2 separate regions of the Homo sapiens genome follow, and region 2 is linked to region 1. A link is a contact called in ENCODE Hi-C or POLR2A ChIA-PET data. All regions are on one chromosome and are shown on one strand. The core of a region is the stretch at or near the end of the contact, and the rest is flanking DNA. Distances in the headings are between cores, read along the strand shown. Region 1 has its middle 32 kb from the start of MAML3. Region 2 has its middle 74 kb from the start of MAML3.

Region 1 (3,652 bases), core at 817-3,316:
GGGAACTGTTTAAATATAATTTTAAATGGTGCATAAAATGCTTCCTGACATATTTGTTTTCTGAATTTCCAACATGCGTATTTGCCATTTCTATATGATGAACAAATGCTGTCTCAAATTGTGGAGAAAGAAAAATGTTACCTGTTTAGAATTCCTTTATTAAATTTTAGCCCTTGTATTTTGGTGGCAGCAGACAGAGTTTCCTGGAGGTTGATAGGTTTAGTTGCAACTGCGGTCTAGTTCATGCTAACTCAATTTGATAGGCAAGCCTTTGCAGGTGTAGCCATCATTCATTTGGTGCAAAGCCTTGAACAAAGTCTAAAAATAGATATCACTTTGATAGCATTTTTGAGGACTAGCAGTTAAATAATAGATGAAATACATTCCTTAAAGAAAACTATTATTTCTCTGATTATTTTCTAAGTACAAAATAGCTTTCATAATATTTATATTTAATTAATTTGAAATTATTCTACTTTTCCTCTTCTGTATTATGGTCATATCAATTCTTAATTATTTTGAGAAAAATATATGGCTATTGTTCAAATAGTGTTATTCTGAAATTTCAGTTTTTGAATTTTTAAATAAACACAAGCTTTCTATGGTGTGTTTTCTTCCAAATAAGAGTCAACGCTTTATTTTAAATCAGAACATATTTGAAAGAAAATAATCACTAGCTCTTTTATGAGCAATCTGAATAAAGAATGGAGATGCTCAAAGTGCTGCTCTTCTCCTGACTTCTGTCATTAAAACAGATGTTCTCTATAACCTTGACCAAACAACTCCATTCTCTAATCAGAAAGAGCAGACTTGTTTGTGGATTTATGATAGATGTCTGTGCCAGACCCTGGAAGACTGTCTAGGATCTATGGGCTCTTACAGACTCATTTTTGTGCTGATATTTGGCTTGTAATTCTGATTTTAACTTGTTTTCTATATTTTCACCCAAACATGGTTTTACTTGTTTTTAAAAAAACAATTTTCTTATTAATTGGATATTCCTGATGTATTCATCACAACTATGAGTAGCTATGGCTTTAAATATATGATGGACTTGCTGATGTCAGCCGCTGAAAACTAATGCTGCTGATATCAGCTGACAGGACTCTAATTACTAGTTATGTGGCTGTTGCCTGCTTAAGAAGCTATTCAGTGAGTTATGATTTAGAAAAGCTGGAGAGCACAGGGCTGATTTGTGAAGAGATATCTAATATGAAAACACCACAGAAATTCTCAGATTGATCCTCACGACAGAGATCTGTCTAATTAGGAAGTGTCTATTTTAATACTAAACCACAAAAAAGCCCAGCTGGAAAAGAATTTATAGGAAGACACGGAACCATCACTAGTTCGGCTGACAGCAAATGCAACCTAAGCATGTTTCTCAGCGTTTAATCAATAGTAGCGATATAGGACAATTACTCCCTTACAGACAATCCATCTCGTCCTATCAAGAGGGAAGGTCTTCACAGGTGATCTGGATGGAGAATCCCTAGCCAACACCACTTCCCTTGCCTCCGGGGTTGAGGACTGCCTAGAAGCTAGACGCTTACTAGAGTATCACCGAAAAGACAGCAGAATGGGCAGTGCTGTCTCCTGGGACAACTTAAGGCAGTCACCCTTGGGTCTGAGTTGCAGGTGAGGCAGGACAACAGGGAGAGCAGGACCCTTCAGTCCAACTGGAGGATTCGATTGCTAAGTTCTGTGATTAGACCCTAAAGTTTTTGAGGATAAGAACCTGTTGCTAAGTTTATATTCTATGTATGCTCAATAATGACTGGCTGACTAACCCTAGAGAGATCTTTGAGGAAAAAAAAAAAAAGACTAAAAACTGTAGCTTTCCTCTGAGGTTAAAAAAAAAAATCTGGTTGCTTTCTTGCCAGATATGAGAAGACACTAACCCTTCACTGAGCTGTCTTTCTCAGTGGAGTTCAGGCAATGTCTACACAAAAGCACAGCATTTTTGCAGGAGTCAAGCCAGGCACATCGGTGTGGGCATCCGCCTTCATGCCTCACCTGGTCTCCTCCTTTCCTCGCCTCTGTGTCTGTGTCATCAGTGGGTATATGGAGAGTTTCACAGTCCAGCCTGCCGAGCAGGCTGTTAATGAGTCATGCCCGCTCCCTGCCTTAACTTTGGCACAGTCTCAATCTCTATGAAGAGAGACAGAACAGAGGAGGAAAAGGTGTTTTGAAAACACTTGCTTATGTTGATACATGTTTTATCTTTGCAGCTGTAGCCACAGAATAGGTAATAGGATGGCAAGTCATCAGAGTTTATTCCAGAAATATCCACAGATTTATTTTACACATATTTTTGCGTCTCTATTATAGAGTATGAAACCCTGGCCTAGGCCACGGGGATAGGATGGAAGCAGGATGGCCATCAGGCCAAAGAGAATGGATGAGTATTCAGCATCCAGCTTGACCACTGAGCTGCCAGGTGACCACGAGGAAGTTACGCATCCTTCTGTGCTTCAGGTTTCACCTCTATGAAATAGCTTTTTTTATACCAAGGCTGTGGTGAGGACTCAAGAAGATTATACCTGTAGCAATGCCAGGCACAACAGGCATTCTGAAACCACTACTTGCCTTCTTCCCTATCTTATTTTGGGTTTCAAGCACAGCAGACCCAGAGACAAGGATTCCAGGACACAAGGGATGCTGCAGGGGAGTGGGGAAGTGAAGCAGAGATTGGGAAGCTGCCAGTAAACATATATTACTAAGCAGATACCAGTGTGGGTGCTGGAACTTAATCCTGCAGGGGAACAGTGTAACACAGAGCCTCAGAATTATTCCCCCCGAGGGAGGAGAGTGCTGGGGTATTTATACACCTATTCCCAAGAATCATTGGTTGAGGGCTACTGGGAGGGGAGTAGATTAATTTGCAGGCAATTTCAGCCTGCTGCATGGCTTCCCTCTCTGCTGTTCTGGGGCAGGAAAGCCCTCAGTACAGAGATGCAGATTCTGGCAGTAGGCAGTCAGCTGAAGCATGTTGGCATGTCCTAGGGACCTGGGCAGGGCAATGACAGGCACAGGGGGGAAAACCAAGGCATAGAAAATACTGTAGTTTCCATCAAGAAGCCACTACTCTAATAAGGGAGATAAGCCCATTGAAGTTTCAAAGGAAAAGGTTCATGGTGCCAAGATGTCTGCAGTTTCCAGGAGAGATCAGCACCTGGATCTCCCCAGGGTGGTACTTGCTACATTCAGGCCTTTGGTTCTCAGCCCTGAATTTGATCTGTCAGCAGCTGGAGAGTGAATTCAGAGGAACTGTTAGACTCATGTTAACCAAAACCCACAGAGTCTGAGAAGAAAACCAGAATGCCCATGTGTTGATTGGCATTCTCTCTCTGCAGGTTAAGCTTCATGAGGGACCAAATTACAATATTAAAGTGAGTTTATAAGTGGAGATTCAGAAAAATAGATGCTATAGCATCCATTGAGGAACTCTTCTCCAGCAAAGAGATAGCCTTGCCCGCAGGGTTATTTAGAGGGAAACCCTTTATCCTCACATTCCTGTCTGGCTCTGCCAAGGGTAGATTCTGGCTCCCTTATTCATAGCTTCCAGAGATACAGGGTATGCAGTGGTTAAGAGTGAAGACTCTGGAGTCAGGATGCCCCTTGTTCAAACCTTGTCCTGCCATTGCACTAG
Region 2 (3,896 bases), core at 1,376-3,875, 42 kb after region 1:
ATTTAGATTGTTAGTCTAGCACAATTACTAAAGGAATACTTCTGCATGTTCAGATAATCACATCTACACTTAATTGGAAGAAAAAAAAAACCTGTGGACATTATAATCTTCGGGTAGCAGTCATCTACTCATCTACCCATCCAGCTCATCATCCTAGATTAGGATTTCTTTGCGTCTTCTCTGCATTATAAGCCCCAATTTTCAGGAAATTAAAAGTTGGTCAGGATAAAGAACTCCAGTTAATAAGCATCAGCCTATGAGCGAAGTTCTTATGAAAATCTCCCGGGGGGAAAAGCCAGCTCTTTTTTAGTTATGGGCGCTGAAAAAAGTTTTGTGGTTTCAGGCACTTTTAAGTTTTATAAGTTGAAAATTGCTTAGACTTTAAGCAGAGAAAAGAAAGTTACAAGTCCATAATATGGATTAATGCCTCTGGTATGTTATGAAGACAACACAAAGCTAGTAAGAACAACTAAACTACTTGCGGGGAAATATGCTATATTGTGAAGAATATTTCAAAAAACCCCACTGCTTATACCAGCATTGAATTTCAGTTTCTGCCTTCAGGCCTACAATATGAAAAATATTATCCACTACAGTTAATTAGGTAATAATGGGGATTTATATGTCATCTTTCATTATAAGCTATTAAACAAAGTCAGAGGGAAATGTCTACTTTTCTGGTCAGTGGTCTGCCCTTTTGGTGGCCAGGTGTAATGGTGGTAAATCAGAGGCAAATAGCCAATGAGATAGCCCTGATATTGCCATTCCCTGTTAACAGAGGAAGAACATGAAGGAGAGCCTTACCCAAGACCATACAGCAAATCAAAGCTGAAGGGAGGCTATATTTGCAATGCGTCAGGCTGTGGCCTCATGCTATTTATTTACTCTGTGTTTGGGCAGTTCTGAGATAATGGGATGGATCAGCATTTAAAATAGCTTTGCCACTGGTTGAAGCTTCATGGAAGAGTAGAGAAGAGTGTGTGCTCTAGATCAGACAAACCTTGACTTGATCCTTGTTCTGCAACTTACTGGCTAAATGACTTTGGAAGGTTACCTGAACATTGGTTTATTCATTTGCAAAATGAGGCTAAAAAAATATATACCTCATAGGTAGTTTTAGGGGTTACATAAATGATATTTGTTTGGATATTTGCCCCTCCAAATCTCAGTTTAAAATTTGATCCTCAGTGTTGGAGGTGGGCCTGGTGGGAGGTGTTTTGGTCATGGGGGCAGATCCCTCATGAAGGGCTTGGTGCCGTGCTTGGGTAATGAGTGAGTTCTTGCTCTATTAGTTTCCCAGGACAACTGATTGTTAAAAAGAGCCTGGTACCTCCCCACCCCCTCTCCCACTTTTGCTCTCACATTGTGATTTCTACACAAGCCGGCTCCCCTTTGCCTTCCACCATAAATGAGAGCAGCCTGAAGCCCTCATCAGAAGCTGAGCAGATGCTGGTGCTATGCTTCTCGTACAGCCTGCAGAACTGTGAGCCAAACAAACCTCTTTTCTCTATAAAATACCCAGCCTTGGTATTCCTTTATAGCAACACAAATGGAAAGACAATAAGGAGAAAAATTGGCAAGTATCTACCATCAGTACATGTTTGCCATTCTTTCCCTCCTCCTCCTCCTTCTTCATATTATTCTTCTTCTGGTTCCTAATCTTGCTTCCCAATTATTTGTAAGTTATATTTCAGGTGTAGTATCTAAAATGATAGATATACTACTTTTGCGTATGTAAGAAATAGCAGACTATGATCCTTTACTTTTATACATTTTATGAAATCTGGCCATGGAGTTTATAAAGGAGCAACAATGAAAAGAGGGCCAAAGTAGAATTCAAAAACTTGGTTCTTGACCCTAGCTCCTCCATTTATCTGAGCATCAGGGTGTGTGTGTGTGTGTGTGTGTGTGTGTGTGTGTGTGTGTGTGTATGTGTATGTATGCAAAGTTGAACACTAAATCTTACCTACCTCACACAGTTCCTGTGAGGATTGAATGGAAAGATAGATAACGAACCCATTTTGAAAACTGTAAAGCAGTTGGCTTAAATACATTAGAGTATTTTATGATTTTTATTATGCTCAAAGTCACTTACGAAGACTGATTTCTAGATCCGTATTTTTTTCCTAAAAGTTTATCCTAACTTGGAACAATTGTAATTTATTACTATTTATTAACAGACATGACCTTAGTTTTGACGACAACCCTTGCTAACAATAAGGAAAAAACGGAGCCCTGGTTTAATAGCACTGTTCAGCTTTTCTCCTTTTTTGAAAAGCTGTGCCCTTACAATTTGTTGCAGCAAGGAGAAGGGCTGTATTGCTTAATAATGGTTCTACTAAAGTTCACCAAATTGTACTTGGTGTTCTGACATTTATTGCTTACAGAATATGTGTTTTCCACCTGGCCTTATTAAACACACACACACACACACACACACACACACACACACACACACACACAATTTGCTTGGATATCAAAGTGGCCATCCTAGTATGGTTAGAACAACCAGAGAAATCAGATTTTTCTGAAACTTCAGGGCTTCAAGAGCTAATCTCAAGTGACAGAGTTATTGAAAAATTTTGACCAAGAGAAGAACCTTACCTTAGAAAAGCACAAACATTTTGTGTAAATAAGCTGTCTCCTTCCTCTGGCAAGGTTGTTTATGCTTAGTCATTGGAAAGTTTCCGATGAACTTTGGTCAACATGGCTCAGTAATTACCAAGACATTGACTACCTACAGCCTGGATCGAAAAGGCAAAGCTTGACCTACTTGTAGCATGGACCCCCAAAAGCATCACTCAAGGTGATGAGATGCTTTCCTTGGAACGCTCTCTCTTTATTTCATGGCCACACCTAGTATAGCCCCTCTGATTTCAGGTCTGCTCTGCCCCAGGAAGGACCTTGAGTTGGACAGTAGCAGAGAAACATTATTGAGCTCTCCATGCATTATTCAATGCTGTACAAACTTCCATTTCTTTTTTTTTTTTTAGTTGAATATGGTTCTTTTTTTCTTTTTTTTTTTTTTTACTTTAAGTTCCGGGATACATGTGCAGAACGTGCAGGTTTGTTACATAGGTATACGTGTGCCATGGTGGTTTGCTGCACCTGTTAACCCATCATCTAGGTTCCTTCCCCTCACCACCCCCTGACCAACAGGCCCTGGTGTGTGTTGTTCCCCTCCCTGTGGCCATGTGTTTTCATTGTTCAACTCCCACTTATGAGTGAGAAAATGTGGTATTTGGTTTTCTGTCCCTGTGTCAGTTTGCTGAGGATGATGGTTTTCAGCTTCATCCATGTCCCTGCAAAGGACATGATCTCATTCTTTTTTATGGCTGCATAGTATTCCATGGTGTATATGCAAACTTCCATTTCTTTAGCACATTCACTGTCTGCTAGTCTTTAAGGAAGCACCAAATGCACACTAGGGTGTGATCACCTGCCAGTCATGAAGGTATTGTCTCTGGGCTCCACACCCGCCCTCGTATACTTGGATTTATGATTCTGAGGTGGAGACTCTACAAACCACGTTTCTCCTCCACCAGCAGGTCCATGGTAGGCTCTGAAAATAGAGGGTATTAGAGGAAGCCTGCAAGGTTGGAAGAGGCAAAGGGACCACCTCCTTCCTGTTTGCTCCCTCTTGGCTTGATGTGTGCTTGCCATGGCTGTGGGCAGCCCGCAGCTATGCTCCTTCACTGAGAAGCAGCATTTCTTTTTCATCTAGCAATGAGTGAACCTAATGTCAATTCTGTCCAACGCTTGCAGGACCAGCTGTGCTGTGTTCCCTTGGTCACTGGCATTTGTTGAGCAGTGCCTCTTCTCAGAGAGCTGAGTTTTAGGTCTGCAGGGCATCTCCTCCAATCTTCTAGGTTTTAACAATTCCATCCTTTCCCTTC

What was found. A loop is a pair of places that touch in the nucleus more often than their neighbours do. ChIA-PET counts read pairs that join two places held with the same protein, here RNA polymerase II (POLR2A). Pooled maps may share reads with other maps.
Region 2: a map of sigmoid colon shows a loop between it and region 1 (2.8-fold over the local background). The contact joins two enhancer-like sites. A Hi-C loop is called at or near these places in 8 of 168 maps with a recorded cell type or tissue (PC-3, aorta, astrocyte of the cerebellum and 5 more) and 8 of 50 pooled maps. POLR2A ChIA-PET finds 5 or more read pairs at or near these places in 11 of 52 experiments (A673, GM12878, H1 and 8 more).

The regions. Positions count from the first base shown.
Region 1 is chr4:140,184,790-140,188,441 of GRCh38, forward strand. No RefSeq gene overlaps it. Among named protein-coding and RNA genes, the nearest start is that of MAML3, 32 kb to the left of the region's middle. Within about 2 kb of position 2,067, at least 4 of the 41 ENCODE cell types and tissues checked have a DNase peak (open chromatin) inside an H3K27ac peak, as active enhancers do.
Region 2 is chr4:140,226,631-140,230,526 of GRCh38, forward strand. No RefSeq gene overlaps it. Among named protein-coding and RNA genes, the nearest start is that of MAML3, 74 kb to the left of the region's middle. Within about 2 kb of position 2,626, at least 2 of the 41 ENCODE cell types and tissues checked have a DNase peak (open chromatin) inside an H3K27ac peak, as active enhancers do.